2 separate regions of the Homo sapiens genome follow, and region 1 is linked to region 2. The links are chromatin loops, found by intact Hi-C in ENCODE. Cell type or tissue: ovary. All regions are shown on one strand. Each heading gives the region's core, and the rest is flanking DNA. Links, peaks and the distances in the headings are about the cores only.

Region 1 (4,397 bases), core at 287-4,286, 480 kb after region 2:
ATATCTTCCTCCAAGTTGATTATGCCATCTTAAAAACAGGGCTTTAAATCTCATCTCTCAACCTATTACCTGGGACAAGCTGGATGAAAAGCCTTTGGTGTTCAGTGTTTGTTAGCCAGTTTGAGTTAAATAAGAAAAGATTGAGCCAGCCACCACTTCTTTGGATTTTTTCTGGGGCCAAATGTTAGCCTAGAATCCTTCTTTTTGGGGAGGTAAGTGAATCTTCAAGTCTTCAGGTTTTCTTGTGATGGCTAGCACTTGGTGTCAGGGTTTTAGAAGCGCAGCCACAAGAATTTAATGAAAGCAGACTTCTTGAAACCAGCAGGTTTCCATTGGTTGGTTGTTTCTAGATGCCCAAGAATAAGGCTGCTGCTGACTGTGGAGTTTGTGTTCCAAGCCAGCCTCAGATTCATTTGAATTACAGTGTCTCTAGAACTCTGGCTTGTCATCAGTAGGGCTTCCCTCCACCACCACCCCCAATCTCCCACATTCTCAATGTCGAGATGAAGTTTTCCCTCAAATGATTAACTGCACATGGTAAGAGTATGTCATCCAGTGGTGACAGAGCTCATACTGAACAGAGCTACTGTCCATCTTCAGGTTTCAGTCTAGAAACCTCTGAGACTAGCACTTGCAGTTGCATTTATTAATACTATGCCTCATTCCAAAAGACGTCCAAAGCAGTTTGCAGAGAAACAGACTACAAAAACAGTGATAATACCAGGGCAAAAGAGAATAGAAAACGTGAAGCTAAAGGTATGATAAAGAAAATCATGGACTTTAATTCATGAAATAAAATTCATATGTCCTATATAGATGAGATTGATCTAGATTTGACACAGCTTCCTAGCAGCCAAAGAAAAGTGAGAACTAAGATTAGTTAGAATTTGGGATTGTGAGGAGAGGAAGGGGTCTAATATCACAGCAATCTGCCCACCCAGACACCACTCTGTGAGTAGGGGCTAAGCCTCCTGAATTCTTGGTACCTCCTACGGCCATACCAATATTTTTAGGGCCAGGTTCACATGGGTTCATGATTCCTTTTTCCAAAGCGTACCTTTGGAAACTGATATCCAAGTTTTCCAAAGTGCAGTTTTGGAATAGAGAATTCATTGAATTGGAGTCACAACCCATTGCAGATGTCAACTCCTCATCTTAGCAATATTCATCTTTGGGGGAGCAAATTCAAATCAGAATGAAGGAATGAGATGTAGCTGCAAAATTAAATGTAATATCACAGGAAAGGACTTTTCCTCCCTGGAGTCTAGTTTTACATTTAGACCCACGTACCCATGAGTCTAAGTATTTCCTAAACTCTCTATGCACAAAGGTCTCAAGAAGATAACAACAACTCATGATCACCATAAATTAAATCAATTGCCTGTGATGCACTAAAGAGGTTTAATGTGGCTCTTTTAGCCTTTTGGATAGTTTTCAAAATGCCTGTAGAAGCACTGCTTTATAGATTTACCTTGGCGCCCCATTCATTCATTTATACAATAAATAATTCTCACACTCTTACTATGTGCCAGGCACTGTGCCAAGCACTAGGGATAAAGCAATGAATAAAAATGTCAGTCTCCACACCCCTACAGTTATAATTATTATTTTGTTATTGTTACTTAACATTAAGAAAAAAACTTAACTCTTGTTGCATTTTCTTCTAGCCAACCAACCAGCCTCTTAAGTATTATCTCATTTCTATTTTGATCTCTAAATTACTCTGTGAGGTAGTCTGGCAGGAATTAATCCCCTCTTTAGAGATCAGGAGAAAGTTTAAAACTTGCCAAGGCCACGCAGAGCAGGGATCCAAAACCAGTTCTCCCAACTCTAAGGCCTAAACTTTCTCTCTTAGACTATTCTCCCAATTAGGCATTTTCCCTTCATTTTCTGACCTCCAATTTGCTAGATGGAAAAGGATAAGCAGCTCTTTATGATACTATAAATACAGATATACAGATTTCTCAGAAAACCAAGCAAGCAAAAAGGAATAATTGGAACACACGTTATTTTTAGACTGCTGCCTGATTTAATGTGAGCCTTCAATGACCTTAGAGGCCCTAGATGGGGGATCAGGCATATTTTCAGGGCTGACTTATAGGTGGAGGGGAATAGAAAGATACTGTGTTCTTATTCTTTGTCACTATCAATTTAAAAGTAAATTAAGTCCCCCAGTAAGAGAAAATAACATTTTTCCATGTTTGTTCCTTTTTACATGCATCTCTCAATAGTTAACATTTGACATCCTTTTGCAGTCCAGCCTCCTTTCCCAACTTGCCAGGGATAATATTTTCCCTATTCCCAAAGCCTTGAAGAACAAGAAATTATAGTGGAAGTGTTTCTGACAACAACACAAATCACCTGACAACATCCCCATTGGCATTTACCATCATGCTCTATGATACATGGACCTGTGACCCCCTCCTCATTTTTCACACCAGGATGCTGGCATCCAGTCATTGGGGTAGAACTGGCTCAGTAATGTTTTCCATCTGCTGGCTTGGCACCAGTCATCATAGAGTGTCACCTGGGTTCTGTCTTACAGTTTCCAGGGCCAAGGTTAGGGATGCTACAGAAGAACAACTACATATTCTTCTGTCGGCACTGTGAACAAAACAAGATTTTGCTGAAGTATCTAAAATAAATTTACTGGAGGAAAAAAAGTCTAGTCAAAAAGTTCAGAAATGCTTTTTTCTACCATCTCTCTTCCTTTCTTCTCTCCCACATCTTCAAATCCTGATAGATCTCGAATGTCACCTTCTCTAAGGAGCTTTTCCCAACACCCTCACCCTTGACTTGCCGCTGCGCCCCTGGAGAACTTAATGCATACCGCATTGCATTGCCATTATTTATTTGTATTTTCCTCTCTCCCACTAGACAGTAAACTCTTCAAAGGAGAGTAGCCACTGTATCTTTTAAAGTTCATAACATACAGTATGTTTCTGTTGAGGAAATGATTTGCAAGTTTAGAAAAAATTAGTAATCTCTGTTAGTTTTAAACTAAACCTACAGGAATAAATTATGTTGAAAGTTGCTATTATTAAAAATGAAGTACTTTAAAATGTTTTTCTTCTATAAAATGTTAGAAATAGGAAGTTTATTGTTTTGGGTTTCAAGTTATCCTTTTAAAGATACATTTTTAAAAACAATTGCAATTTTGTGTTGTTGAAACTCACAGGACATGTAAAATTATTCAGGTCATTTAGATTTGACCTCAGACATGTGGCAACTCTGTCATGAATTAAAAGGCCCAATAAGTTTGTGCTTATCATTCTAAAATGGGTTTCTGCTTTACTTGAAAATTTCACATTATTAGTATATTGTCATCTAAAAGATGTACATGCTTAGTCAAGGTAGAGCTCATTTCTAAAAGAATGTAACACTTTTAAAATATCTACCACTTCGATGATGGCTTGCACAGTTTAGGGTTACATGATGAGGTGGCCACAGGAGCAATTCTGGAAGAAGGAATGTGGGGCAAAAATTTCACTTGAACAGAAGCCAAAACCACCCACCCTAGCATTAAGACCCTTCACACCAAATTTTCATCAAAGGGCAGGAACAGGTAGTCATGATTTGCTCTCATTTAAACACAGCCTAGGCACCCTAGCTCCATCTTGTTTAATCCATGGTTCCTAGGACTATATATGGGAAGTCTTTATCTGCCCTGTGTGGCGGTGGTGTATTTCATTTGTACCCTCGGTCAGTCACATGATCCTTCCTATTTGCAGGGGAGGCTGGGAAACGTGGGCTACTGTGTACCCAGGAAGGAAAGGACTGTGCTGAACAGCTATCTAGTCTCTGAGATCTGAAAGCATCTCACAGGATAACTTGTTTCAGGCATAGGGTCATGGGAGTCGATGAGGGTATACCAACACCAGAGCTATTTGAATGATTAGGATTTAGTGACTGACTGGATGGGGATGTAGAAAGACAGATGATAAGACTGACAGTTTCTTAACCTTTCCCTATCTTTGTCCTTTTGAGGCTCTCTGAAAATTATTTCTAAAAAACAACTGGACAAGGTTCTGGATAGTTGTCTGTTGCAAAGTTGTTCTGAAACAGTAACCGATTAACTCACAAGATGTGTGTAAACTGGCTTTCCACATCCACTCTAGATCATGTGAATTTTCAGAGGGACCATAGTTTGATTTGAAAAGGCATCATCTAATTAATGTGAATTAACATTAGCAAGTACAGTACTGTTACAGACACATTAAAGGCTTTACAGAGAAGAAAAGTCATGAAATGACATGCTAATTTAGTATGTGGGCACCGGAAGAGCTATTACCTATTCAAAAATAGTTGTAAAAGAAAAGAATCAGCCAAGACAAGCTGGTTGCTAATGGTTTTAGTGTGGGAGGAGAAAACTGCATTGCAATTCTTGGCTCTGAGTT
Region 2 (4,397 bases), core at 115-4,114:
CATGATATGAGGTATATAAGAAATGAGTATAAGCTGGGAGAGGTGACTCACACCTGTAATCCCAGCACTTTGGGAGGCCGAGGTGGGTGGATCACCTGGGCTCAGGATTTCAAGACCAGCCTGGACAACATGACAAAACTCCGTCTCCACAAAAAATGTAAAAATTTGCCAGGAATGGTGGCATGTGCCTGTAGTCTTAGCTACTTGGGAGGCTGAGGTGGGAAGATCACTTGAGCTCAGGAGGCGGAGGTTGTAGTGAGACACTGCATTCCAGCCTGGGCAACAGAGTAAGACCCTGTCTCAAAAAACAGAAACAAAAACAAAAAGGTAAAAATAACAATAATGGGTTGAGTGCCATGAGAAATAGCTAGAAAGCTTTATAGGAAGTGGGCTGTTTAGAGCAAGGGAAGGAGGAATCAGGGTAGAGTTTAATTGGAAGGGCCTTGAAGGAAAAATTGGGTTTAAGCTCAGGATGAAAAACATTCCAAGCAGAGAAACTTACATTGACACAGAGGCAGGAAAATGGAAAACATGTATGAGGAAAAATGAATAGTTTAGTTTGGCTGACACTGAAGTTTGGCAAGAAGAGTAGTTGGAAAGGTCCATTGGGTGGGTGTCTTAAATAAACACTCTTTGTCCATTTCAGTCTTTCCAAGGTTGTACCACCTGATTCCAGATGGTGAAATTACCAGCATCAAGATCAATCGAGTAGATCCCAGTGAAAGCCTCTCTATTAGGCTGGTGGGAGGTAGCGAAACCCCACTGGTCCATATCATTATCCAACACATTTATCGTGATGGGGTGATCGCCAGAGACGGCCGGCTACTGCCAGGAGACATCATTCTAAAGGTAGAGACTGTGGCTGTGGGGCTGCAGCAAGGGGCTTGATATAAAAAAATGCTTCTGAGCAAACAATTGGATAGATGGATGGATGAATGAGGGAAATGGTAAAATAAATGTGGATAGTGACTTTCTATCATTTTATGACTCTCTGAGATTTGTCATTTAATTGAGATCTTTGTTTCTCTCTGTCTTGCTCTTTCACTCTCTCCCCCCTTTCTCTCTGTATATAAATATTTATCTGTCTCTATATCATTTTGTCTGTCCACTCTTCTGCCTTCTCCCTTCTAGCTTTTTCAATCTTCCTCTTCATTCCCTTTCTCCACCTCCTCTTTCTCCTTTTATCTCTTTTTTTAAAGAGCATTAATATAAAATAAAACTGGGACATATATTTTCTTAAATTGTTTTTAGAGTAGATTAATAGAACATTTTGTATTTTATTTAATCACAATCATCTACTTTTTGAAAGTCAATTTCCTATAGTCTTACGGCCCTCCCTGAAAATAAAAGTAATCTCTATGCTAATTCCACCAACCCAGAGACATACCAGGGGAGACAGGTGTTGGAATAGAATGCTTTGGGTGTTACTGTCCTCAGAGGCTTGGTTAAGGAGAAGGAGGAATTTTCAGAACAGAAAGGATAAAAAGATCTGTTTACCAGGCAGAAGTCCAATGTTTGCCAAAAGTGCCAAGAAACCCCTCCCTGCTCGTATATTTTCTATCTGACACTCAGATAACAGTTCTATCCCATCCCTTCTAGGTTGCTGAGGGACCGGCTCCTGTCACATTATGAGCTGTTTCTTTGGCAAACTGATTGGAATAAGAGGAGAAATAACCTAAAGCAGTTTTCACAGAAATACTGAAATTCCTGCTGGCCTCCGAGGTGGAGCATAAGACAGGGCCCTCGGGGCAGGCCGCAGTACAATCAGCTACACTGTGCACTGCTGCCTCCCAGTTCTAGTGGAAACTATGCTGCCTGGCAGGGTTGCATAACAAAACATTTTGATTCTTGTGGCCTTCAACTGGAGCTTACAAACAAAAGGGCTGCCAGGACTATTTAGCAGGCAACCCTGACTCCCCTGACCTTCTCTGGGCCCAGAGGTGATGGGGGAACCCGGCCCTGCCACCTCAGGTGCTCTCCTCACCTGTGCTTGGACAAAGGTGGTGAGCTTTGCCTTTGCATGAGGGAGCCTCTGGAGCTGCACCAGAGAACAGGTGATTATATCCTCAAGAAAGGCCTTTGTAAAGCCCATTCCAAGCCTTCTCTAACAATTGGCTGCAAATACAAGAAATCTTATCAAACTACAGAAATTCAAGAAAGTTATTTCTCCTCCATGGGGCCTCTTTCCTCAAACACAGAGTGCAGCAATTGCTGCGAAATTGTTTTCTTCCAACATAGGGGGCTCTGGCTGGGCCTGTGTAGCCAGAGAAATTAAAACCAGAAAGCCCCATGCAGTATCAGCCCTACACATCATTAGTGAGGCACAAATGAGAGGGCCGAGCTTAAGCTTGTTTAAGTAGCTTTATAAAGAGATCTAGCCTTTCAATAAAAGAGCCTGGAAACTTCCTTTCATATCAGTTTGTCTGAAACTGTGCAAGGATTTCTTCCTTTTGCTGAGAACATGGGCAAAAAAACCTTGCAGGGGACCACCCTGAGACCTGACACATTCCCATCCGCACACACACAGTATCACACGCACATACACTCCATCGTGCTCACACACTCAGACCCTCACTCACACACTATCACATCTACATACACACACAGTGGTGAGGACTGGAAGTTCTGGTATGAGTTGACCCAGGGAGAAAAATTCAATTGGAGATTTTTGGGAAGAAAATGTCAACTCGGCTTGAAGAGCTGTTTAATGCAATCATTTGACTGAGGCAAATGGGAAAAATGCTTTTCTTTTGCCTTTTCCTACCTTATCTTCCTTCCCTCTCTTCCTGCCAGCTAAAAAATAATGACAACAGAAATGAAGGCTAGGATTCTGGGAATAAATATGTGGGCTTGGGTAAGAACAAGGTGGAGAAAGATGGTGTCTACTCACAGAGGCCTGGAGAGGTGCTGCAGGCCACGCTTGGAGAGAACAGGGTTAGAAACGCTGTTGGAAGGTGCGGTTATTGGACACAGGATGAGGTGGGAGAGCAGAGCAGTCTTTAAAGACAGGATCCTGGCTTTTCTGTGGGCCTGGATCTTTCAGGAAGGGTTGTGGCAGGTGGAGCTGACCGCACGATTGTTCCACCTGCCCCCAGGTCAACGGGATGGACATCAGCAATGTCCCTCACAACTACGCTGTGCGTCTCCTGCGGCAGCCCTGCCAGGTGCTGTGGCTGACTGTGATGCGTGAACAGAAGTTCCGCAGCAGGAACAATGGACAGGCCCCGGATGCCTACAGACCCCGAGATGACAGCTTTCATGTGATTCTCAACAAAAGTAGCCCCGAGGAGCAGCTTGGAATAAAACTGGTGCGCAAGGTGGATGAGCCTGGGGTTTTCATCTTCAATGTGCTGGATGGCGGTGTGGCATATCGACATGGTCAGCTTGAGGAGAATGACCGTGTGTTAGCCATCAATGGACATGATCTTCGATATGGCAGCCCAGAAAGTGCGGCTCATCTGATTCAGGTGAGTCAGAGGTCATTCCAGGATCCCAGTCAGAAACCCCGGACATGAGCAAGAATGCACATCCCCCTGAACCAGGCACCCTGTCACTACCACATGTGTCATGCAGTGCCTCCCTTTCAAGGAGTCAGGATGGAAAGACCAACATTTTCAAAGCTTCTGCCCAGGTAAGAACATTACTCGGCTGGGCGTGGTGGCCCATGCCTGTAATCCCAGCACTTTGGGAGGCCGAGGCAGGTGTATCACATGAGGTCAGGAGTTCAAGGCCAGCCTGGCCAACAGGGTGAAACCCCATCTCTACTAAAAATACAAAAAATTAGCCAGGTGTGGTGGCAGGTGCCTGTAATCCTAGCTACTCAAGAGGCTGAGGCAGGAGAATCACTTGAAACTGGGAGGCGGAGGTTGCAGTGAGCTGAGATCGTGCCACTGCACTCTAGCCTGAGCAATAGAGCAAGACCCATCTTAAAAAAAAAAAAAGCTATGCCATGCATTCTCCAGGGATCCTATGGACAGAGTAAGTCTTAGTCTCCATGGCTAAGTCCAGGTGACTTCGAAAGCACTTGGAAACCCAAGTATGAACCTGAGAGGAAGCCCCCTAAGAAGAGAGGGACGCAAATTCTTGATCACTCAGGCAAGTAGAGTTCATGACTGTTCAAACTAATCCACTTTTCTGACCAGTATAATGTCATCAAGCACCTGTATGTATTTTGTTGACTTCGTCAGGGTCACTGTTGAAATTTTTTTTTCTTTAGCTTTTTTATTTTAAGATAATTATCAATTAGTATGCAATTGTAACTCACCTTCGTATTTTGAGATAATTATCAATTAATATGTAATTGTAAGAAATAATACAGAGAGATCCCATGTCTCGTTACTGTTTTTCCTAGTGTTAACATCTTGCAAAACCATAGTATGGCATCACAAGCATGCTAT

The links. Peaks named below come from ENCODE experiments on the same cell type or tissue, not always from the same donor. Only the 100,000 strongest peaks of a DNase experiment are listed, where the experiment ranks them.
Region 1: a loop joins it to region 2, with 9 times the contacts of the local background. A loop is called at or near these places in 4 of 110 quality-filtered maps.

The regions. Positions count from the first base shown.
Region 1 is chr4:53,020,021-53,024,417 of GRCh38, reverse strand. All of the region lies in intron 5 of SCFD2 (sec1 family domain containing 2), which reads left to right. Among named protein-coding and RNA genes, the nearest start is that of SCFD2-AS1, 95 kb to the right of the region's middle. In ovary, for the core only: no CTCF peak of the experiment used is centred there; no DNase peak of the experiment used is centred there; H3K27ac peaks cover 2,257 bases.
Region 2 is chr4:53,495,093-53,499,489 of GRCh38, reverse strand. LNX1 (ligand of numb-protein X 1) reads left to right here. Exons shown (of 11, transcript NM_001126328.3): 5 at 647-849; 6 at 3,096-3,467. Among named protein-coding and RNA genes, the nearest start is that of LNX1-AS1, 2.8 kb to the left of the region's middle. In ovary, for the core only: no CTCF peak of the experiment used is centred there; a DNase peak (open chromatin) is centred at 1,759; H3K27ac peaks cover 3,698 bases.